2 separate regions of the Homo sapiens genome follow, and region 1 is linked to region 2. Evidence: chromatin loops called from intact Hi-C (ENCODE). Cell type or tissue: ascending aorta. All regions are shown on one strand. Links, peaks and the distances in the headings refer to the core of each region. The heading gives the core; the rest is flanking DNA. Region 1 overlaps UBE4B (ubiquitination factor E4B). Region 2 overlaps UBE4B (ubiquitination factor E4B).

The links. A loop is a pair of places that touch in the nucleus more often than their neighbours do. Peaks named below come from ENCODE experiments on the same cell type or tissue, not always from the same donor. Only the 100,000 strongest peaks of a DNase experiment are listed, where the experiment ranks them.
Region 1: it touches region 2 in a loop (4-fold over the local background); 4 of 110 quality-filtered maps call a loop at or near these places.

What each region holds. Positions count from the first base shown.
Region 1 is chr1:10,061,410-10,073,352 of GRCh38, forward strand. It overlaps UBE4B (ubiquitination factor E4B), which reads left to right. Exons shown (of 28, transcript NM_001105562.3): 2 at 10,619-10,805. Among named protein-coding and RNA genes, the nearest start is that of UBE4B, 34 kb to the left of the region's middle. In ascending aorta, for the core only: no CTCF peak of the experiment used is centred there; DNase peaks (open chromatin) are centred at 5,412 and 5,792; H3K4me3 peaks cover 1,268 bases; H3K27ac peaks cover 5,008 bases.
Region 2 is chr1:10,117,554-10,129,496 of GRCh38, forward strand. UBE4B (ubiquitination factor E4B) reads left to right here. Exons shown (of 28, transcript NM_001105562.3): 8 at 1-47; 9 at 1,960-2,060; 10 at 4,409-4,523; 11 at 9,241-9,324; 12 at 11,839-11,895. Among named protein-coding and RNA genes, the nearest start is that of KIF1B, 87 kb to the right of the region's middle. In ascending aorta, for the core only: no CTCF peak of the experiment used is centred there; a DNase peak (open chromatin) is centred at 5,628; H3K27ac peaks cover 5,101 bases.

The DNA of each region.
Region 1 (11,943 bases), core at 1,665-9,664, 57 kb before region 2:
ACGCCCAGCTAATCTTTTATATTTTTTATTAGAGACGGGGTTTCACCATCTTGACCAGACTAGTCTGGAACTCCTGGCCTCAGGTAATCCGCCTGCTTCCCAAAGTGCTGGTATTACAGGGGTGAGCCACCGCACTTGGCCCTGAGCAAGTTTTTATGGAGGATTGAGTGAAGGGCATTGCCTGGGAGAGTCATCTTTTAAGATTTTTTGGGGTAAGGGATCTCCTTGAAAATCTTGAGGGAATTGAAGGTCCTCCTGGCCTTCATGGGTCCCAGGATTTGGACCCCTGCCCCAGGTATTCTCAACTCTACCCAGAAATCAAGCCGCACCAGCAAAGCTGATGCTTGGATCTCTTCATTTGGGCTACTCTCAAACTTTTTCCTTTGAATCTTGTTTTGCCATTAAGCATCTGCTGATGTTGAGGAGTGTTGTCAGTTACTTACTGTGTTGCTATACGTGTGTAGTGTGTGCTGATCTCACTCCTGGCTTTATCTTCTTTTTTCTTTTTTTTTTTTTTTTGAGACGAGGTCTCGCTCTGTTGCCAGGCTGGAGTGCAGTGGCGCGATCTTGGCTCACTGCAACCTCCGCCTCCTGGGTTAAAGCTTTTCTTCTGCCTCAGCTTCCTGAGTATCTGGGATTACAGGCGGGCACCACCACACCCAGCTAATTTTTGTATTTTTAGTAGAGACGGTGTTTCACCATGTTGGCCAGGATGGTCTCGATTTCTTGACCTCGTGATCCACCCACCTCGGCCTCCCAAAGTGTTGGGATTACAGGCCTGAGCCACCACACCCGGCCCTATTTTTTCTACCATCATTTTGCTTGTGTCCTAATTTCCTTATCTCTTTGAATTAAACTTGTTAATTTAATTAAGTTAAATTAAAAATACATTCGATGTGTGTTTTTTTGTTTGTTTCTTTTGAGGTGGAGTCTCGCTCTGTCGCCCAGGCTGGAGTGCCATGGCACGATCCTGGCTCACTGCAACCTTCACCTCCTGGGTTTAAGGGATTTTTCTTCCTCAGCCTCCCGAGTAGCTGGGATTATAGGCATGAGCCACCATACCCAGCTAATTTTTGTATTTTTAGTAGAGACGAGGTTTTGCCATTTTGGCGAGGCTGGTCTCGAACTCCTGACCTCAGGAGGTCTGCCCACCTTGGCTCCCAAAGTGTTGGGGCTGCAGGCGTAAGCCGCTGTACCGGCCGCCTTAATGCATTTTTTGTTAATCACTTTAAATCTTTCCTAGAACAAGAAAATAATGATAGTGAGGCCAGGTGCGGTGGCTCACGCCTGTAATCCCAGCATTTTGGGTGAGTGAGGCAAGTGGATCACCTGAGGTCAGGAGTTCAAGACCAGCCTGACCAACATGGCCAAACCCCATCTTTACTAAAAATACAAAATTAGCCGGGTGTGGTGGCACATGCCTGTAATCCCAGCGACTCGGGAGGCTGAGGCAGGAGAATGGCTTGTACCTGGGAGGCGGAGGTTGCAGTGATCCGAGATTGCACCATTGCACTCCAGCCTGGGAAACAAGAGTGAAACTCCGTCTCAAAAAAAAAAAAAAAGAAAAAGAAAATAGTGATGGCGAATAAAACAGATGTTGGGGCTGGGCATACTTTGGGAGGCCAAGGCAGGGGGATCACCTGAGGTCAGGAATTCGAAACCAGCCTGGCCAACATGGTGAAACCCCGTCTCTAATAAAAATACAAAAATTAGCTGGGTGTGGTGGCGCATGCCTGTAGTCCCAGCCACTGGGGAGGCTGAGGCAGGAGGATCGCTTGAACCCAGGAGGCAGAGGTTGCAGTGAGCTGAAACCGTGCCTCTGCACTCCCGCCTGGGTGATAGAGAGTGAGACCCTATCTCAAAAAAACAAAAACAAAACAGATGTCGGCAACCTGTAGGACATTTTTGGTTGGGTATTCTTCCAGGTACCTCACACTCAGTAATCTAATCATAACCCATCTTCTTAAAATCTCCTTCTGTATTTTCAATTTTAGGGTATTTTACCATTCATTTAGGTATCCAGGCCTGAAATCTAGATTATTCTTCTTCCTCACTTTTTACTTCCAAATAACAGCCAAGTTCTGTTGGGAACACAGATCAAGTATCTCCAGAGCTGTCCCTTTCCTATGCCCATTGCGCAGGCTTGCTTGTGGCCTGCCTCCATTCGTTCTCCACACAGTAGCTAGAGTGATTTGTTTTAAAAGGTACATCTGGGCCGGGTGAGGTGGCTAATGCCTGTAATTCCAACACTTTGGGAGGCCAAGTCAGGCGGATCACTTGAGGTCGTCAGGAGTTTGAGACCAGCCTGGCCAACATGGTGAAACCCCGTCTCTACTAAAAATACAAAAATTAGCTGGGTGTGGTGGCGGGTGCCTGTAATCCCAGCCACTCAGGAGGCTGAGGCAGGAGAATCGCTTGAACCAGGGAGGCAGAGGTTGCAATGAGCCGAGACCATGCCATTGCACTTCAGCCTGGGCAACAAAAATGAAACTGTCTCAATGAAAAAAAAAAAAAAGAAAAGTACATCTTACCTGGTTATTCCCCTGCTTAAATCCTTCAAAAGATGTCTTTCTTGCCTTCACGAACAAGTTCAGTGTCTTAGGATGGTATTCACAGCTCGTCATGAGCTTGTTGCAGCTTGTCTTTCTTGTCTGTGCCTCACCATGTCCATACACACTCATTCTTACCAACTACTCAGCGTTCCCTAAACAGTGTGTGTGCTCACAAAGCCTCCCAATCTCTGCCGGCGCTCCTTTGTTCCTCGTCTGCCTAACCCCTACCTGTCCTGAAAAAGAAACTTAAGTCAAGTAGTAAGCACATAGCATTTGTATGTGGTTCGATTTTCAAAATTGCTCTCTGGGATGATTCAGTTATTACATGAATATACAGTTAGTGTAAATGAATTTGAATCCTGAAAACCTAATATAAGATGGTGAAAAAAAGGTGATACTCTATGCACAAGCAAACTGCTGATCGCATCTCCGAGGAATTGTAGTATTTCTATGCATACGTGCAGTAAGTAATAGAACATCTTATTGAGCTTAAGCCAAAAATGGGATTTATTTTAAGGATACAGGAGTCTTCTTTCTGAACCTAGGGATAGAAAGATAGCTGGGTCACAGGAAGAGACTGGAATCAAGAATCCAGGTGCTGCCAGGGCTTCCTGTGTCTGCATCATTATCATTACCCTTCAGTTCCACTCTCTATCACCTCGTCTCTTTGTCACTTCCTTTTCCTCTCTCAACAGCCCTGGCTAGTCCATCTCTGTGCCTACTGTGTACTGCTGTACATGGCTAGAGAAAAAAACAAAAGCCATGCTGGTGGGTCTAACTTTTCCCTCAACTTTCTATTCTGGACTTTTTTTTTTTTTTTTAGATAGAGTCTCACTGTGTTGCCCAGGCTGGAGTGCAATGGTGCAATCTCTGCTCACTGCAGCCTCCACCTCCCGGGTTCAAGCAATTCTCCTGCCTCAGCCTCCTGAGTAGCTGGGGTTACAGGTGCCCGCTGCCATGCCCAGCTAATTTTTGTATTTTTGATAGAGGTGAGGTTTCACCATGTTGACCAGACTGGTCTTGAACTCCTGACCTCAAGTGATCCACCCGCCTGGCCTCCCAAAGTGCTGGGATTAAAGGTGTGAGCCACCGCGCCTGGCCCTAAAAATTTTTAAATCTGCAGAAAATTTGAATGACTCACCTAGATTCATCAGTTTATTTTTTGTTACATTCACTTTGTCTGTATATAAATGTGTGTATATACATCTATACACCCACACATACTTGTTGGTTTTGGCTGAACTATTTGAAAGTATGGAGAACCACTAAAGCAGATGGGAACTAGGAGGAAGGAAGGGAAGGCTTCATTGAGAAGGTAACATTTGAGCAAAGATCCAGGTCAGGGAGCAGGATATAGAGCAGTTATGGGGCAAGTGGCGGGAGGAGCATGCGGGGGAGGAAGGCACAGCTCCACAATAAGCAACCACCAGTGCCCAGCTGTGTGTTGAAGGAAGAGGAGACCGCTGTACTTCACTGTATTGTTGTCCACATATTCACCACCCCTGTCTGGGGAAGGTTCTATTTCCCCACGCTGCAGGGGTAGTTTCGGCCCTGTGACTGTTTTGGCCAGTTAAATGTGAACACAATTGAATGTGTCACCGCTGGGCCAGTGTGGAGTTTGCTCTGCCTCTTGCCCTTTGCCTGGGCGATTGCTAGTGTTCCCATTAGAGGCTGCTCTTTCACCCTGGGTCTTGGAGTGAAGACGTTATGGAGCAGGGCTACACTTTCATCTGAATGTTTTCCCACGGTAGATGTAGTGGGAAATAATAATGGTTTTCATTCTTTTCATCAGAAATTCTGTGAAAGAAGAAAGATGAGGAAAAATGGAAATTTACTGTGTCATTGCCATTTGCATTTATGTATAATTTGCACTAATAATAATGTTCATTATAATGTAAATCTACATCCTTTTAAAAAATAAATGGAATCATTATGTGTACCCTTTTGCAACCGGCTTTTTCAATTCAATTTTTTAAAAAATGGAAAATACACATAACATAAAAATATGCCTCATTTTAAAAGCAGTAGATATCGAAGTGAATATAACATATATCATTGTTCCCCTCCCTCCCTCCCCCCCTCCTTCCCTCCCCCACTCCTTCCCTCTCTCCCTCTCTACCTTCGTACCTCCCTCCCTTTGTACCTCCCTCCCTCTCTCCCTTCCTACCTTCCTTCCCTTTTGTTTCTATTTAGAGGCAGGGTCTCACTCTGACACCCCGGCTGGAGTGCAGTGGTATAATCATAGCTCGCTTCAGCCTTGACCTCCTGCCTCAGTCTCCCTAGTAGCTGGCACTACACATCGTGTGTGCCACCATGCCCAGCTAATTTTTTATTTTTTGTGGGATTGGGGGGGGAGGGGGTCTTGCCATGTTCCCCAGGCTGGTTTTGAACTTGTGGGCTCAAGTGATCCCCCTGCCTCAGCCTCCCAGAGTGCTGAGATTACAGGTGTGAGCCACCACATCTGACCATGAATTTTTTTTTTAAGGAAACTGATGAATTTTAGATCACAGAGCTGTGATGTTTGGATGTAAATGCATTTTTTGGAGAAACATTGTTGGGCTTAGATTAGGCCTACTGTGAAATTGTCATAGCATTTAATAAGTTTCAAACATGGCCAGCTGTGAAAAAAGAAAATAAAACCAATAATAATACTAGGAGTTATTGGCCAGGCAGGTGGCTCACGCTTGTAATCCCAGCACTTTGGGAGGCTGAGGCAGGTAGATAACCTGAGGTCAGGAGTTTGAGACCAGCCTGACCAACAAGGTGAAACCTCGACTCTACTAAAAATACAAAAATTAGCCAGGCATTTTGGCAGGCGCCTGTAGTCCCAGCTACTCGGGAGGCTGAGACAGGAGAATGGCATGAACCCGGGAGGCAGAGGTTGCAGTGAGCCAAGATCACGCTACCGCACTCCAACCTGGGTGACAGAGCAAGACTCCGTCTCAAAAAAAAACCAAAACAGAACTAGGAGTTATTGTCATCTTTCCAAGGAGACTACCCCAAAGAGAAAGTATTTCCAATTATTTTTCTTTATATTGGAATTCACTTTTTTTTAAAGTAGAAAAGTAAGACACTTTTGTAGAATGACTGTTTATTAAACTTATAACAGTGTTTTGTGGGTGTTTTTCCCCACAAACTGCTAAAAATAAGAGGAACAGTTTGGCCCATCCTGTCTTAGCTTCTGCCTGCAATCACAATGGCCTTCACTGTTTTGAATCTATTTTTAGTTCATCAGGAACGTGAGGGTGGGAAGTGCTGCGTCATATAACAGATTAGGAGAAAGCCCTATTTTAATGTCGTTTGTGAAATAAGAACTGAAACAGACAAGAAAAACTCTAGGAATGAGATTTCATGATTAGTATGTGTGGCTTTGAGTTGTGGTTTAGGACACAAATTGAGGAATTGGAAGTTCTTTATACTTTTTTTTTTCTCTGTGAGATAGGGGAAAACAAAATTCTCTTAAAAAAGGACTTTTGTTTAACTTAAAGGAGATTATGCCAGTCCTTTGGGTTAATGTTAAAAAAGTCAAGTAAACAATGAGAAAAATGTTTAATCATATTTTGGTGTGTTGTGACTATTTTTTGGTGTGTATCTCATATGTTCTGTTTGTGATAAAAAGTGAGGTTGCATCTCTTAGTAGTCAAATTAATTAGATACACTTTTTTTTTTTTTTGAGACCCGGCTCTCACCGGGTTGCACAGACTGGATTTTATGGCTCTCTGCAGCCTTGACCTTCCCAGACTCAGGTGATCCTCCCATCTCAGTATTTGTTGTTGTTGTTGTTGAGATGGAGTCTCACTCTATGGCCCAGGCTGGAGTGCAATGGCGTGATCTCAGCTCACTGCAAGCTCCGCCTCCTGGGTTCACGCCATTCTCCTGCCTCAGCTTCCCGAGTAGCTTGGACTACAGGTGGCCACCACCATGCCTGGCTAATTTTTTTGTATTTTTAGTAGAGACAGGGTTTCACCGTGTTAACCAGGATGGTCTCGATCTCCTGACCTTGTGATCCGCCCACCTCAGCCTCCCAAAGTGCTGGGATTACAGGGGTGAGCCATCATGCCTGGCCAGTTTTTTTTTTTTTTTTTAAGATGGAGTCTTGCTCTGTTGCCCAGGTTGGAGTGCAGTGGCACAATCTTGGCTCACTGCAACCTCCGCCTCCTGGGTTCAAGTGATTCTCCTGCCTCAGCCTCCCAAGTACCTGGGATTACAGGTGCCTACCACCACACCTGGCTAATTTTTGTATTTTTAGTAGAGATGAGGTTTCAGTATGCTGGCCAGGCCGGTCTCAAACTCCTGACATGAAGTGATCCCACCTACCTTGGCCTCCCAAAATGCTGGGATTACGAGCATGAGCCACTGCACCTGGCACAGTTTTCTTTTCTTTTTTCTTTTTCTTTTTTTTTTTTGAGCAGGAGTCTCGCTCTGTTGCCCAGGCTGGAGTGCAGTGGTGCGATCTCAGCTCACTGTGACCTCCTCCTCCCGGGTTGAAGTGATTCTCCTGCCGCGGCCTCCTCAGTAGCTGGGATTATGGGCGCGTGCCACCATACCTGGCTAATTTTTGGTATTTTTAGTAGAGATGGGGTTTCCCCGTGTTAGTCGGGCTGGTCTCGAACTCCTGACCTCGGGCCATCTGCCTGCCTTGGCCTCCCAAAGTGCTGGGATTACAGGCATGAGCCACTGTGCCCGGCCAGTTTTTGTATTTTTAGTAGAGCCGGTGTTTCTCCATGTTGCCCAGGCTGGAGGTAAACCTTTATACCTGTGATTGCACAAAGCCATTCTCTTGTGAGTCCCCTATCCAGATATTCCCAGGGCCTCAGGTTGCTAAACCAGTTCAAAGTTAACACCAGTGTAGAAGGCATTCAGACCACCCAAGGGCATTATCCTCTACTGAGAGCCCTGCTGTGGGCAGCCCAGAACGCTGCCCCCTGCATGGCTCTTCCTAAATTTTCCAGCGGATCTTTAAGATGGGGCAAAATGTATTCTCCCAATCTTCTCCTACTCCTTCTGTCATGTATGGACCTGCCTCTGTCTCTTAACTCTTTCTTCCTGCTTAATAGTCTGCAACATGCTTCACAAAGTCTTGATTCTTCAACCTTTTTTGAAACCTTAGAATCCTTTCTTTCTTCAACCGCATATTATAGTGAGTCAGAACATTTATTCTCTGTTTATATCACTGAGTAGAACATCTGAATTTAACATCTTGGGCTGAACTTGGCATTGAGGTTTAAGGTGACTTCATATTTTTTCCAACAATAGTGGGTATGCTCTTCCAATGATAATGATAACGTCAACTAATAAATTAGTCAATTTTATGTTCAGTGCATTTTTCTAGTATTTCTCATTTATTCAGCAGATATTTAGAGAGTACCTACCATGTGTCAGACACTGTTCTAGGCACTGGTGCAACGGAAGTTCTTGCTTTTAAGAAACTTCAATTAGGGGGATGGTAACTAAGCAATACACAAATAAATATATCACACATGTCATAGGGCAGATCAGAGCCACGGAGAAAAAATAAGTAGGGAAAGGGACAGGGTGGTGGTTTTCTCACAACCCTGTAAGGAAGATACTGGTTTTTTTCTTATTTTTTTGAGACGGAGTCTCACTTCATCGCCCAGGCTGGAGTGCAGCGGTGCGATATTGGCTCACTGCAACCTCCGCCTCCCAGGTTCAAGCGATTCTCCTGCCTCAGCCTCCCAAGTAGCTGGGATTGCAGGTGTGTGGCACCATGCCTGGCTGATCTTTGTATTTTTAGTAGAGACAGGGTTTTGCCGTGTTGGCCAGGCTGGTCTCGAACTCCAGACCTCAAATGATCCACCGCCTCGGACTCCCCTCGGCCGATGATTTCATCCCCATTGTACAGATGTGCAGTGTACGGATGTCCATTGTGCAGAAACTGAAGCAGAGAGCTGTTAAGTGACTTATCTGGATAGGCTCCAGATAAGTAAAGTAGTCAGTAATAAAGGTTGAATTTGAATTAGAAATCAAGCATGAACTCCTAAATTTAGCTGTCTGTAAGATAATGAAACTTGGCCCGGCATGGTGGCTCACACTTGTAATCCCAGCACTTTGGGGGGCCGAGGTGGAAGGATTGTTTGAGCCCAGGAATTTGAGACCAGCCTGGGCAACATGGTGAGATGCCATGTCTACAAAAAATTAAAAATTAGGTGGGTGTGGTGGTGCATGCCTGTAGTCCCAGCTACTTGGGAGGCTGAGACAGGAGAATCGCATGAACCTGGGAGGGGGAGGTTGCAGTGAGCCGAGATGGTGCCATTGTACTCCAGCCTGGGTGACAAGAGCGAAACTCCGTCTCAGAAAAAAAAAAAAATTACATGCTACACAGAAGACTATATTTAACATATAAACTATGAAGAAGAATAAGATGAATACCCATGAACTGATTACTCATAGTTGTAAGTATACAACCCAGTGAGTTTTCATAAAGTGGACATAGCTGTGACATTAGTATCCAGTTAAAATTAAAAAAAAAAAAAAAAAACCATTACCAGATCCCTAGAATCTCACTCCTGCCTCTCCCGAGCTGCTTCCTGCCCCTTTCCCACCAAGGATAACCATTATCCAAACTAATGGTATAGTTTAGTTTTTCTTATTTTCAAATTTTATAGAAATGGAATCATCCACTCTGTTTTTTTTACATCTGGCTTCTTTTGCTCAGGGGACATGGGTAAATCTGTTAGGAAGCTTTTGGAGATGCCCTGCTGTTAGTAGGAGTTCAACAAACACATTTTGAATGAATGGATTAATTTTTCTCTTTCAATAAGATGTTGCTCTTTAATTATATGTTAAAAGGAAGAAGTGGCAGATTGTATTTTTATTGAATCAAGTAAAAAAAGAAAATCTGATCATTTTGCTCCTACAAGTGATGGTTAAATTTGTGTCTTAGTGTAACTTTTGTTTCTCATTGTTTTAGTGAATTAAATTGGCTATTTATTCATTAATTTATTTTGGAGGTGGAGTCTCCCTCTGTTGCCCAGGCTAGAGTGCAGTGGTGCCATCTCAGCTCACTGCAATTGCCCTCCACCTCCCGAGTTCAAGTGATTCTCCTGCCTCAGTAGCTGGGATTACAGGCACGCATCACCACACCTGGCTAATTTTTGTATTTTTAGTAGAGACAGGATTTCACCATGTTGGTCAGGCTGTTCTCGAACTCCTGACCTCGTGATCCTCCTGCCTCAGCCTCCCAGAGTGCTGGGATTACAGGCGTGAGCCACCACACCTGGCCAATTGGCTATTTATTTTTAAATCTTACCTATTTGAAATGACCAAGTTAGGTCATTTTATTAAAATAACAACAAGCTTTAGTGTGTTACAAGCATAGGCTGGGCATGGTGCTTCATGCCCATAATCCTAGTACTCTGGGAGGCCAAGGTGGGAGGATCACTTGGGGCCAGGAGGTTGAGACCAGCCTGGGCAACATAGTGAGACCTCGTCTCTGTCAAAAATTAAAAAAAATTAATTAGCTGGACATGGTGGTTTGCACCTGTAGTGTTAGATACTTAGGAGGCCGAGGTGGGAAGATTACTTGAGCCCAGGAGTTCAAGGCTGCAGTGAGCTATGATTGAAATACTGCACTCCAGCTTGGGTGACAGAGAGACTCTCTCTAAAATGAAGTGTAATATGCTTACCGTAAATTCGCCATGTCAGCCAAGGAGGTGTGATAAACAGAGATGGTAAGGGAACTAACATACAGTATATACGTATTTATGTATGTATTTATGTATGTATGAATTAGAGGTGGGTTGTCACTGCTTTGCTCAGGCTGGTCTTGAACTCCTAGGCTCAAGCGATTACCCCCACCTCACCCTCCCAAGTAGCTGAGACTATAGGCAGGCACCGCTGAACCTGGCCAAAATACAGTTGTTAAAAACTCAAGTGATAGAGCTTGTAGGAATACTGGTAGAGCGAGTTATTCTCTCAGAAGAGTACTTTTGCTGAAGGCATATTGAGTTGTTAAACTCTGGTTTGGTTATGAATAATGTCATTCTCTGGCAGAATTGTGTTTCTGCTGATTAGTTATAGAATGCCCTTTTCCCCTCATGTTGTAGATTCGACGGAGGCGCCTTGCACGACTTGCTGGTGGACAGACCTCTCAGCCAACCACCCCACTCACCTCTCCCCAGAGGGAGAACCCTCCGGGGCCTCCCATAGCGGCATCAGCCCCAGGACCCTCTCAGAGTCTTGGTCTCAATGTCCACAACATGACCCCAGCTACCTCCCCAATAGGTGCATCAGGTAAGCCCAAGCTTCATACCTGGGACTCTTTTGTAATTCTTCTTAGCTTTTTGTTAAGCTGATGGTTGTGATGTTTCCAGAACAGATTAAAATGAAGCAGACATCAGCTCTTTAAAATCCTCCAAGCAGTAGTTTAAATATCATTGCAATGTGTTGTGTTATCGCTTTTTTTTTTATTGCAATCTGTTAAACCAATTGCTTTTCTTTCCATAACTTCCATCTTTTTTTTTTTCAAACAGGTTTAGGTATTATCTCTGATGACAAGATGATTAAGACTGAATTTGGTTCTGCTGATTTTATGAATTTGGTTGATGGTTTTAAGATAAAATAATCTGAAAATGCAAGATTAAAATAATGGTCAAAATGAACACCTCTAATTGCAGATTTCCTCGTCTTCATTCTGCATTGGCACAGAACTTTTTCTTTAACTTTTCAGAGGATAAAACTACCTGATAGGATGTTTAGAACTATCTCATTAAAAAGTAAAAGTTTATTTCTTTATAATAAATGAGCTGATGCTTGATATCCAGGACTGTCTTTGTTGGGAAATGATATTTCTCATACTGTGTATTTGAAAATATCTCTCTTTTGTCTGTGAACTTTTCTATCAAATATAGTATTATTGTCATATAATAATAATTACTATTTTATAATTAGGATTCTAGTTGCGTAAAGGGGGTGCTAAGAGAACTGCATTGATCATAATATCATCTAATAATTTGATAGCCTTCTGAATCATCTGTCTTCTTGATCTAGAATCGTGTCAATTAAAAGTATTTGCAGAGTTTTTGTTGCTGTACTTCTCGTTAGGTATCAGTGTAGACTATAGATATATATAAATGTTTATACCTAATGTGGTTCAACCAAAACATCTGTTAGTAATAAAGAAGATCCTTGCCTATAATGTTTCCTCTGTATGTCTCTGAGAAGCTCTGATGGTCTTCTGGTAGGATTGATGGGTTCAGGATTCCAAATGTGATTTTCCTTGGACACAGTACTGACAACAGTGCTCTTTGCCTCACCCTGGTCAGGCCATACCTGGAATGCTGGAATCTGTCCTGGAGAGAACCTCTCTCACTTTGTCTTACTTGCTTATTTAAACCAGGATCTTGGTTAAATCCCATTCCCCACCTACACT
Region 2 (11,943 bases), core at 2,247-10,246:
TCGAGTGTTTCGACCGAGTTGGAATAGAGGAAAAAAAAGCACCAAAGGTAATATGAAATGGATTAACTTAAAAAAAAAAAAGCCTAGTTATTTGTTTGATTATCCCCACCCCTGGAGCATTCATTGATTTATTCAATCAGTAAAGCAATTATTGAGCATTTGCCATGTGCCAGGCACAATACTAGGAACTTAGGATGTGTCGATGAACAAAACAGAGATCCCTGCCCTCGTGGAACTCACATTCTAATAGAGACAGAGCCAAGGTTTGAACCTAGATGGCCTGGCTTCAGAGTCCTCTCTTGACCACACTGTAGCTCGGTACCGCCAGTGACTCATATGGCCCTGATAATTCTACTGCTTTGTTATAATAACCAACATTATAGAGCCTCTGTAGATTGCCAAGGACTGTGCCAGGTCGACATTAGCTTGTATCCTCAGTTGCTCTGTTAGTGCAGTGGAACCCGGTATAACATAGGCATTCTTTTTTCAACGTATGACTAAGCAAATGACTCTCAGAGAGATTAAGTACTTGTCCAGAATCACGTAAATAATAAGTTGCAAGGCTGGGCTTAAACTCAGTAAGCTACCCTTTTCCCATCACTTCTCTTGACTGGCTTCATTGTTTTCTCATTTTATTCCTATTTCATTTTCTGATTTTAATTTTACGTTAGAAACGAACCTCGTTGCCCACTGGTTAGTTTCATATTTGTAAAGGGCCTTCTTTGGGCTTTGTTGTACTTAGCCTTAGTGGAAGCGAAATGAGTGGGCATGTCTCCAAGGTTTTTTGTTTTTTTTGTTTTTTGAGATGGAGTCTCGTTCTCTCACCCAGGCTGGAGTGCAGTGGCGCTATCTCAGCTCACTGCAACCTCCACCTCCTAGGTTCAAGCAATTCTCCTGCCTCAGCCTCCTGAGTAGCTGGGATTACAGGCACCTGCCACCACACCCAGCTAATTTTTTTTTTTTCTTTTGAGACGGAGTTTCACTCTTGTTGCCCAGGCTGGAGTACAATGGCACAATCTCGGCTCACCGCAACCTCTGCCTCCTGGGTTCAAGTGATTCTCCTGCCTCAGCCTCCCGAGTAGCTGAGATTACAGGCATGAGCCACCATGCCCGGCTAATTTTGTATTTTTAGTAGAGATGGGGTTTCTCCATATTAGTCAGGCTGGTCTCTAACTCCCGACCTCATGTGATCTGCCCACCTTGGCCTCCCAAAGTGCTGGGATTACAAGTGTGAACCACTGCACCCGGCACACCCAGCTAATTTTTATGTTTTTTTTAGTGGAGATGGGGTTTCACCATGTTGGCCAGGCTGGTCTTTTTTTTTTTTTTTTTTTTTTTTTTTTTTTTTGAGATGGAGTCTCACTCTGTCACCAGGCTGGAGTGCAGTGGTGCAATCTTGGCTCACTGCAATCTCTGCCTCCTGGGTTCAAGTGATTCCCCTGCCTCAGCCTCCTGAGTAGCTGGGACTACAGGCGTGCACCACCATGTCTGGCTAATTTTTTGTCTTTTAGTAGAGATGGGGTTTCACCATGTTGGCCAGGATGGCGTCGATCTCCTGACCTTGTGATCCGCCCTTCTTGGCCTCCCAAAGTGCTGAGATTACAGGCGTGAGCCACCGTGCCCGGCCCAGGCTAGTCTTAAACTTCTGACCTCAAGTGATTTGCTTGCCTTGGCCTCCCAGAGTGCTGGAATTACAGGTGTGAGCCACCGCGCCTGGCCTCTAAGGTTCTTAAGTATAAGTTTGGTCACCTCAAACTTACGCTTCTTTCTTCTCTGACATCAGTTTCTGCAGAGGCAGTACACTTGGAAGGCACAGTTACTGTAGCTCGTTCACTAAGAATAAAGGAAGAGGAAAGCACGCTGTTTACTGATGGTCCATCCCTTTTAACTCTTATTTTTAACAGCATGGAATTGTATTGTTTGTTTCTTGTCGTCCTCACTTCCACCTTTCCTTTTCAGATGTGCAGCCAGCCAGCAGTCAGCCAGCTTCTGAGCAACATCCGCTCACAGTGCATATCCCATACTGCTTTAGTACTACAAGGCTCCCTAACACAGCCCAGGTATGAAGACCCGTGACGTGCTTGACATTAGCAGGCAGAGAGCCCTAGCCGTCAGTGGACATCAGGCTCTCTGGCCATTCTTGCACCACCTTAGATAACTCCCTTCCTCACCTGTAAAATGAAGGTCCCTTTCCTTCGCTAAAATACTATGAAAATAAACACTCCTTTCTTCCTCATCTTCTAAAGTAGTACAAAGCATATTTTAAAAAGAAATTAGTTATGTTTTAAGAATTCTGCCTGCTTTTTGAAATAGACCATTGTTGAACTATGTGGACAAGCATGGCAGAAAATTAGTAACTGACTATACAGCAACTGCCTGAAGTTGGTGGAGGTATTTGATAAAATGTGTAGATCATCACCTTCCATGTATAACACGGTCAATTTCTGTTACTGAGTAATAAACAATAGTAATGGAATGGATAGTTTAGGAATCAACCAAAGTGCTACATTATTTGCTTCTGAGAATCCTATAAAGGTTGCAAATTTTTGTTTTTATTTTGTTTTTAAAAATTTTTTTTCTTTGCCTCTCAGTCTTCTAAAGGTAGCAAGTTTTTAAAAAGGATGTGTATTTCATTTCTTTTATATAAAAAATATCTAAAGGGAAAAGCTTACATTTAAAAGTTTAGGCCGAGCATGGTGGCTCACACCTGTAATCCCAGCACTTTGGGAGGCTGAGGCTGGCGGATCACCTGAGGTCAGGAGTTTGAGACTAGCCTGGCCAACATGGCAAAATTCCGTCTCTACTAAAAATACAAAAGACTTAGCTGGGCATTGTGGCATGTGCCTGTAATCCCAGCCACCTGGGAGGCTGAGGCCAGAGAATCGTTTGAACCCAGGAGGTGGAGGTTGCAGCCGAGATCGTGCCACTGCACTCCAGCCTGAGTGACAGAGCAGGACTCTGTCTCAAAAAATAAAAATTAATAAAATAATAAAAAATTAAAAGTTTACAGGCCAGGCTCATGCCTGTAATCCTATCACTTTGAGAGGCCAAGGCAGATGGATTGCCTGAGCTCAGGACTTCATGACCAGCCTGGGCAACATGGTGAAACCCTATCTCTACTAAAAATACAAAAAATTAGCTGGGCATGGTGGCACGCACCTGTAATCCCAACTACTGGGGAGGCTGAGGCACGAGAATTGCTTGAACCCGGGAGGTGGAGGTTGCAGTGAGCTGAGATCACGCCACTTCACTCCAGCCTGGGCAACAGAGCAAGACTGTCTCAAAAAATAATAATAATACTAAATAAATAAAAATTCACAAACATAACATTACATTTATTTATTCTAGGTGTTCTTATGTTATTTTGTATGCCATAACCATATGTTTTTGAAACTTTTCAAAAAGAAGGAAAATTATATACATGTACCAAAACTTTAAAAAACGTTCCTTGATTAAAATTAATAAGCCCTCAGCCACTACTAATATTTTTTCCCCCAATTTAGATGAGGCATAAAGAAACATATAATACGGCCAGGCGTGGTGGCTTACATCTGTAATCCCAGCACTTTGGGAGGCCAAGGCAGGTGGATCACCTGAGGTTAGGAGTTTGGGACCAACATGGTGAAACCCCATCTCTACTAAAAATACAAAAATTAGCCAGGCGTGGTGGCAGGCGCCTGTAGTCCCAGCTACTTGGGAGGCTGAGCAGGAGAATCACTTGAACCCGGGAGGCGGAGGTTGCAGTGAGCCGAAATTGCGCCACCATACTCCAGCCTGGGCAACAGAGCGAGACTCCATCTCTAAAAAACAACAAACAACAACAAAAAAAACATATAATACTTCTTTTTTATTTTTATTTATTTATTTATTTTTAAGAGACAGAATCTCACTCTGTTGTCTAGGCTGGAGTGCTCACTATAACCTCAAACTCCTGGGCTCAGGCAGTCCTCCTGCCTCAGCCTTCCAAGTAGCCAGGACTCCAGGCACACACCATCTTGCCCAGTTGATATTTTCATCTTTTGTAGAGACAGAGTCTTGCTGTGTTGCCCAGACTGGTCTTCAACTCTGGGCCTCAAGTGATCCTCCCACCTCAGCCTGCCAAAGTGCTGGTATTGCAGGCGTGAGCCACCGTGCCTGGCCATGCTTCCTTTTTTCAGTGCTTCATTTTTAAAGGGCTCTATGTAGGAAAAGATGAATTCTTTGAAAATTCCCATAGTGTCTCATTAAAAAGACCAAAAAGTGATTACTATTGGTAAGAAGGGTTAGCTTTCGCCTGAAACTATTTTGCAGAATATTTGGGAGATGTCAAGTTTGACTTTTGACTGGGCAGTTGTTGCTGACATGACATTTCACGTGCCTCTGTAGTGAGTTGACTTCATCACCGTCCCTAATGTTCATGGGTCCACAGGTCCTTGCAGCAGCCGTCCTTCCTAGTGCCGTATATGCTGTGTAGGAATCTCCCATATGGCTTCATTCAGGAACTGGTGAGAACCACTCACCAGGATGAAGAAGTGTTCAAGCAGGTACGGTCGTATGAGTTTGCTCTTGCAAATTTTAGCCTGAGAGCCTCTATGTCGAGGCTAATTTCTGACCATTGAAAACTTTTGCCTGAATTCGAACATCCATGTGTTATTAGAGAGAAGGCCTACCCAATATTCTTTTGAGGAAATCAGATTGACAGCTGCATTGTTCAAATCATGTGCCCATTTCAACGAATCAGTCAAACATCTATCTTCTAAACAAGGTCTGCACTAGGTGCTTCGGGCAATATGAAAAAAATATGTAAGGCCCCGTTCCTGATTTCAAGGAGCTTTTAAAACAAGAATACCCAGAGACGGCATAAGGCATGATATGCATTTGCCAGATAAGTAGTGTCAAAAATTCATTCTCTGAGTTTGTAAGATTAACTTAATGACCATATTAGCTCATTGGCAGCCTGCATGCCATATAGAATCTTTGTCTTCTTCCCACTAGGAAAGATGTCTCATATCTTCCTAATTATTTCATTTGGTATTTATACATTGTTTTGGTATCTCATTGTGTAAAGCCAGGTGAAAATGCAGATATGTAGTGCTTAAAAATAAAGCTGTGTACGTAGTCTTGAAGGTTTCTTCCAAGGTGAAACTTTGTTGTTAACATTGCTGTTTGAAGGACCTGTTTGGGAAAGTAAGCACTTTGCCTTTAGCAACTGTCACACAAGTTTTTTCCCTGATGAAAGGGCTTTTATCAAATTTTCTTACAGTTTGCTGTATCATCACTTCCTTTTTTGTGACTACAGAGAATAACAGAGGCAATAGCTATAATTGGTATGATTCCTTTCACTCTGTTTTATACCTAAGATTATTTATAACTGTTAATTTTAAGACCTTTGAATTCTTGGGAATTGTGTTTTCAGCAGTCTTCAAAATATTTGTAAAAGAAGCAGCCAGGATCCAAGAATAAAAATTCCAGTTAGTGTTGTGTATTCTGTCTGGAATTCACTAGCTGTTTATCTTAGGTGATGATCTTACTGACTAATGGAAATATTAATGGCAACATAGTGAGCTTTTCTTCTCTAGAAGGGTAAGTGAACTCTCAGGAAAATAAATCACTGTCGGCCGGGCGCAGTGGCTCACGCCTGTAATCTCAACACTTTGGGAGGCTGAGGCGGATGGATCGCCTGAGGTCAGGAGTTCGAGACCAGCCTGGCCAGCGTGGTGAAACCCGGTCTCTACTAAAAATGCAAAAATTAACTGGGTGTGGTGACGGGTGTCTGTAATCCCAGCTACTTGGGAGGCTGAGGTAGGAGAATTGCTTGAACCAAGGAGACGAGGTTGCAGTGAGCCGAGATTACACCACTGCATTCCAGCCTGGGTGACAGAGCAAGACTGTCTCAAAAAAAAAAAAAAAAAAAAAAAAAATTACTGTCTTGGAAGGTTTGAGTGATGCACTACATTAAAGAGGTAATGGGTAGTAATTAGAATACTTTTCCTATTCAAGAAGATACCATTTGAGGAATCGAGTAGTTCTCTCTATATAAAATCAGCCCAGTGACCAGCTGAAAGGGGTATATTGAGCCTACTTTATTCATAAACAAACTTACACAAGAGGTTATGAAATGACCTCTGGGTGTTTTTTGTTTGTTTGTTTCCCCATCACCAGCTTTGGACAGAGAAGTCCTGCATTTTTTAAATTAAGATGAAATTCATATAACATCAAACCACCGTTGTTGTTTTGTTTTGTTTTGTTTTGTTTTTTGAGATGGAATTTTGCTCTTGTTGCCCAGGCCTAAGTGCAATGGCATGATCTCGGCTCACTGCAACCTCCGCCTCCCGGGTTCAAGCGATTCTCCTGCCTTAGCCTCCCAAGTAGCTGGGATTACAGGCGCCTGCCACCACACCCAGCTAATTTTTTGTATTTTTATTAGAGACGGGGTTTCACCATGTTGGCCAGACTGGTGTTGAATTCCTGATGTCAGGTGATCCACCCGCCTCAGCCGCCCAAAGTGCTGGGATTACAGGCATGAGCCAGCACACCTGGCCTCAAGCCATCATTTTGAAGTGTACAATTCAGTGGCATTTACTACATTCACAGTGTTATACGACCACCACAGACCTGTTTATTCTATTAATTAATTAATTAATTTTGAGGGTGAGTCTCTCTCTGTTACCCAGGCTGGAGTGCAGTGGCGCCGTCTCAGCTCACTGCAACTTCCACCTTCTGGGTTCGAGCGATTCTCCTGCCTCAGCCTCCCAAGTAGCTGGGATTATAGGAGCGTACCACCATGCCCAGCTAATTTTTGTATTTTTAGTAGAGATGAAGTTTTGTCATGTTGGCCAGGCTGGTCTTGAACTCTTGGCCTCAAGGCTGGTCTTGAACTCTTGGCCTCAAGTGGTCCGCCCACCTCGGCCTCCCAAAATGCTGGGATTACAAGTGTGAACCACAGCGCCTGGCCCAGACCTGTTTGTTTTTAATCCCAGAATTCTGCTGACTTTTCAGCCACTCAGTGTTGAATACTCTTTGTCTTTTCTTATGTGCTACCATGTGTTTTATCTAGAGAGGAATGATAACTGGGATGGAGCTGTTGGACTGCAAAGCAGCATTTTACCTTTTTGTCTTGAAAGAGTGGCAAATGTGAATTATTAAATCTTTGACTGAAATATCTACCTCCTTTTAATGTTTGAGAAATGTTCACAGATAAATAAATAGCAGCTAGAATTTAGGACTGGAGGTGGATACTTACAGTATTTTTAATCAGTGCTAGGAGGTATTCATTTGAAAATTGAAGAATTATTTAAAATATATAGGTCAGGCCAGGCATGGTGGCTCACGCCTGTAATCCTAGCACTTTGGGAGGCCGAGGCAGGTGGATCGCCTGAGCTCAGGAGTTCGAGACCAGGCTGGGCAACATGGCAAAACCCCATCTCTACTCAAAATACAAAAAATTAGCTGGCGCAGAAGTGCATGCCTGTAGTCCCAGCTACTTGGGAGGCTGAGGCAGGAGAATCTCTTGAACCCGAGTGATGGAGGCTGCATTTAGCTGAGATCGCGCCACTGCACTCCAGCCTGTGCGACAGAGTGAAATTGTGTCTGGAAAAAAGAAAAAGAAAAAGAAAAAGATTATGCTTAGTAATATTTTACCTGTGCAATGCACAAAAGGATAACTATACAAGAAAGTGTAATTATATTTTACTTGTAGCCTCCCTAAAAAAATTTGGAGATTTTTCAGGACAACCAGTTATGAACTAATTTTTGGTGATTCTGGAACCTCTGTTTGTCTTTTCTTCCTCATTACAATGTTGGCATTCCCCAGCTCCACACCTGAGTGTTACTTCTCCATTTTTATCTGGCATATGAGAGCAAGTTACATCTACCTTGATTGTTGGTATTGCAGAAACCATAGAATGATCTCTTCCAGAGCTGTATTGATATCTCACAACACTCCACGGACACTTTGTCATCCAGGGCACCTGTGTTTTATACTGTGCTCTTTAAATTATTAAGGTGCTCATGGAATGAAATTAGTAGGAAAGGGAATTTTTCAAGTTTTCTAGTGGCTACATAGTATACTCCTATTACAACTTGTTGGCATTCAGATTGTCAGCTGTTGTTTACAACATTTCTATTTAATGTTATTAGCCTTGAATCCCAACCAACTCCCTAAATGTGTTGATCAGTGCTTGCATTGTGAAATTTGAAGATGAGCTAGGCTGAGTAAATCTTACATGGTGTTACCTGGTATTAATCATAAATGTATAAAAGCAGATTTGAGTTCCTTTAAGTGCCAATAGCAGGTTAATGTATTAATTACACTATATGTGGAGGTAAGGCTTTCTAACTAAAGCTTTCTTTGTAAATTTCAACATTTACCAACTAGCTCTTTGCTCTAATTTAAGTTTAATGTAGTAATAATGTTGATTGTTGGCCTGTTTATCTTGTTTTCCTCAAAATAAATGGGGAAAAGCTTTTAAAAAATATTGATAGAGGGCCAAGCGCGGTAGCTCATGCCTGTGATCCCAGCACTTTGGGAGGCTGAGGCGGGTGGATCACGAGGTCAGGAGTTCGAAACCAGCGTGGCCAACAAAGTGAAACCCCGTCTCTACTAAAAATACAAAAATTAGCCAGGTGTGGTGGCACATGCCTGTAATCCCAGCTGGCTCGGGAGGCTGAGGCAGGAGAATCACTTGAACCCCAGAGGCACAGGTTGCAGTGAGCCAAGACTGTGCCATTGCACTCCAGTCTGGGTGACAGAGCGAGACTCCGTCTCAATATAGATAGATAGATAGATAGATAGATAGATAGATAGATAGATAGATAGATAGAAAGGAGGAAATATTGGAACATTTAATTGAATTTTTTAACAGGTTATAGATGCTTGGTAATCAAGAACATATTAGTTGCTGAGATGTGCAGAATTTAATTGAGTAGAGCAACGACTCCTGGAGAGTTCTTCAACAGGCTCCAAATGTATGGGTTTTGTTGAATTACTGGGTTTTGTTGAATTACTGGGGGTCCTGTCAGAGTATTAGAGTTCACCAAACTCCTCTTACTTCTGGAGAATTCAGCTGTATTACTTTATGGTTAGACTTGTCAAAGAACAGGTCAACACTCTGGCTGAATTCTAGACTTTTATATGCAAAAAAGCTTTTCCCTGGGGAAGGAATGAAATTTGGACATTCAGTTCTAGCACCTTATTTGACATACTTCCCACTCTTAGATTCTCTTAAACTTATATTTCTGATTTTGTTTTTTTTCTTATAGATATTTATCCCCATTTTACAAGGCCTGGCTCTTGCTGCCAAAGAGTGCTCCCTCGACAGTGACTACTTTAAATACCCCCTCATGGTAAAACTTTGTTCTTTTTCTTTAACTCATTCAATAGATGTTTTTCTTTCAGATTATTTTGACATATACTTTTCTTTCAGGTCCATGAGATCAACCTTGTTTTCAAATTTAAAACATGAAATCACTGTGTTGGCCATGCAGAGTGTTTGGTGTGCAGTGAGATGCATCAGTGAAGACAGTTAGCAGCCTGGTACATCTTCCACCTATCCAAGTCCTAGACAGGAGTTAAATGCACTTATTACAATGTACTTTGTATAGCTTATGAAAAAGATAACTTATCTCCTAGCAATGAGCATACCATAGTTGGGATGAAATTTTGTTACTTAAAAAAAAAAAACCTATTAAAAATGCAAATAAAAAAGGCAAAGCTGTACATACTAAGAAAATGAATACAATTTTATCTTTATGTGTTTACTTTGTGCAGAAAATCTCAGTGTAGCTCTCTTGTTCACCCTCCCTGTTTCCTAAGGTCATATTTACTTGGGAAGTAGAAATCTGCTTAGCTCTTTAACGCACTTAGAGCAGGCATACATTGTGGACAGAAGCTTCAGCTAGATTCCCATGGGGAGGCTTGAATGTTGTGAAAATGCTGAAACTAGAATGAAAATTAGAAGCTCCTTTCTGTTCTGAATTCGCTTATTTGAAATTTTGGGAGAAAAGTATTTTGAAGTGTTACTGAATATTTTCGTTGCAGAAGTGTAAAGGAAAAAATATCAAAATGAAATTAGTTTATTCTATGTATAAATTAAGTCTTATGTAAATTGAGACCATGGTTGTTTTTCTTACTGTATTTATTTCTTTTACTTATTCCACTGATTGGATTCCATTATACCATGAATTCATTACTGACGATCTGTTCTGTGCTAGACACTGGTGATACAGAAGCTAGGAAGACAAGGTCCCTCTCCTCAAGGCACTCATAATCTACTGCAAAAATAAGAGCTACAGCGCAACAGTTGAACAGATACTGTGATAAATGTTAAAACAGAGCTGTACACAAAGGGTGTATTTATCTATTTAAAAAATTCAAACCTGTCATGGCACTAAAAGGCTACAAGAATGCTGGGAAATTAGAAGGTGAAACCAGAATTCCTACTTTAAAAAATAATTTTAAGTGGATTTATGCCAGAGCTCTTTCCATTGTACATGTTATTGGGGCTCCTGGTAAAATTATTTGAATCCTTATGTATTGTTCTCCCTGTGGCAGATAAAAGGAAGTGGAATAATCTGATTGTTTGAGTTCAGTGATGAAATATTTTAGTGAACACTAATTATCACCATATTATGTAGATGTTCCTTCATGGGACTGTTGGCTTTTGGGTTGTGGTGTGAATTAGCTTGATGTTTCAGTGAGGAGCTTTTAGCATCTGATATCACCAAAATGTCCTTTTGTTCAAAAGACAGAGGCCTCCATTGTGGTAGACAGTGATTTCATTTTGTGCCATTATTGATGCTTGCATAATAACGAGGACACAGTGAGTGAGAGGGTACAATAATGAGAGGCAGGAAGCGGAAGACTGTTGAAGCTAAAATCAGAAATCATTGTGATCATTCTCTAGGTCAGTGGATCCTGCTGTGCCATACGTTGGAATCACCTTGGAATCAGCTGGGGATCTTTAAAGGTGTTTCTGCCTGGCTCCCCACCCCAGACCTTGTGATTTAATTCACCAGGGGTGTGGCATGGCATTGGGGTTTCCAAAGGCTTCCCATGTGATCCTAATATGCAGCCACGTTTGTGAACTCCTGCACTAGGCAGTGAGAACGCTTCCTTCTGAGTTGAGGCTGCCTGAACCTCAAAGGCATCTCAACGTTGTGTCAATGCCTAAATGCACTCTTCGGCTCATGTAGCAACTTCTAGAGCTGCGTCCGAATCACAGAGGAAATTAACTGTTGAAAATAATGTTTGATTGAGTTACCATGGGCATGCTAAATTATGTTTATGTCCCTAAAAAGTGTTTTTCATCGTTCTCTAATGTTAGGATGGTTGGATGTCTGAAGGAAAGTGTTGGAATTCTTAAAAGTACTAGAAATCTTGAAACCAAGTTATGTTTTTAAATATGTTTTGAATTTGATAGCTTATTAAATTGTAATTATTTATAGTCATGTTTAACACTGGCAAGAGGAGCCATCTAAAGTTTATGAAATAAATCTTTTTGACATGGAAAGATATGAAGTGGAAAAACTTTTTTGTAAAAAACATATATAGATACAGTACACAAAAATATATCTGAAAACTGTTGCTCAAAATATCAATAGAGGTTATCTTTGAGGGTAAAGCTTGAGTAATTTTTAGTTTCATTTTATATTTCTGTTTTATTTCAAGTTTTCACATTGCATGTGTTTTAGTTTATTAATCAGAAAAAGTAGTGAAGCTGCTGCCATTTCAGAGGGAATGCATGTGTGCCATTTTAGAGGGAACGAATTTATAGCAGCAGTTAAAACTGTTTCTTTATGCTACAAATGACAGTCAGTTTAAGATGAAATGCATTTAAATGACTCTGATCTTATTTCTAGGCACTAGGTGAGCTCTGTGAAACCAAGTTTGGGAAGACACACCCTGTGTGCAATTTGGTAAGCACTCACCTGATGGGCTTGCACATTTTCAGTGAATATATCATA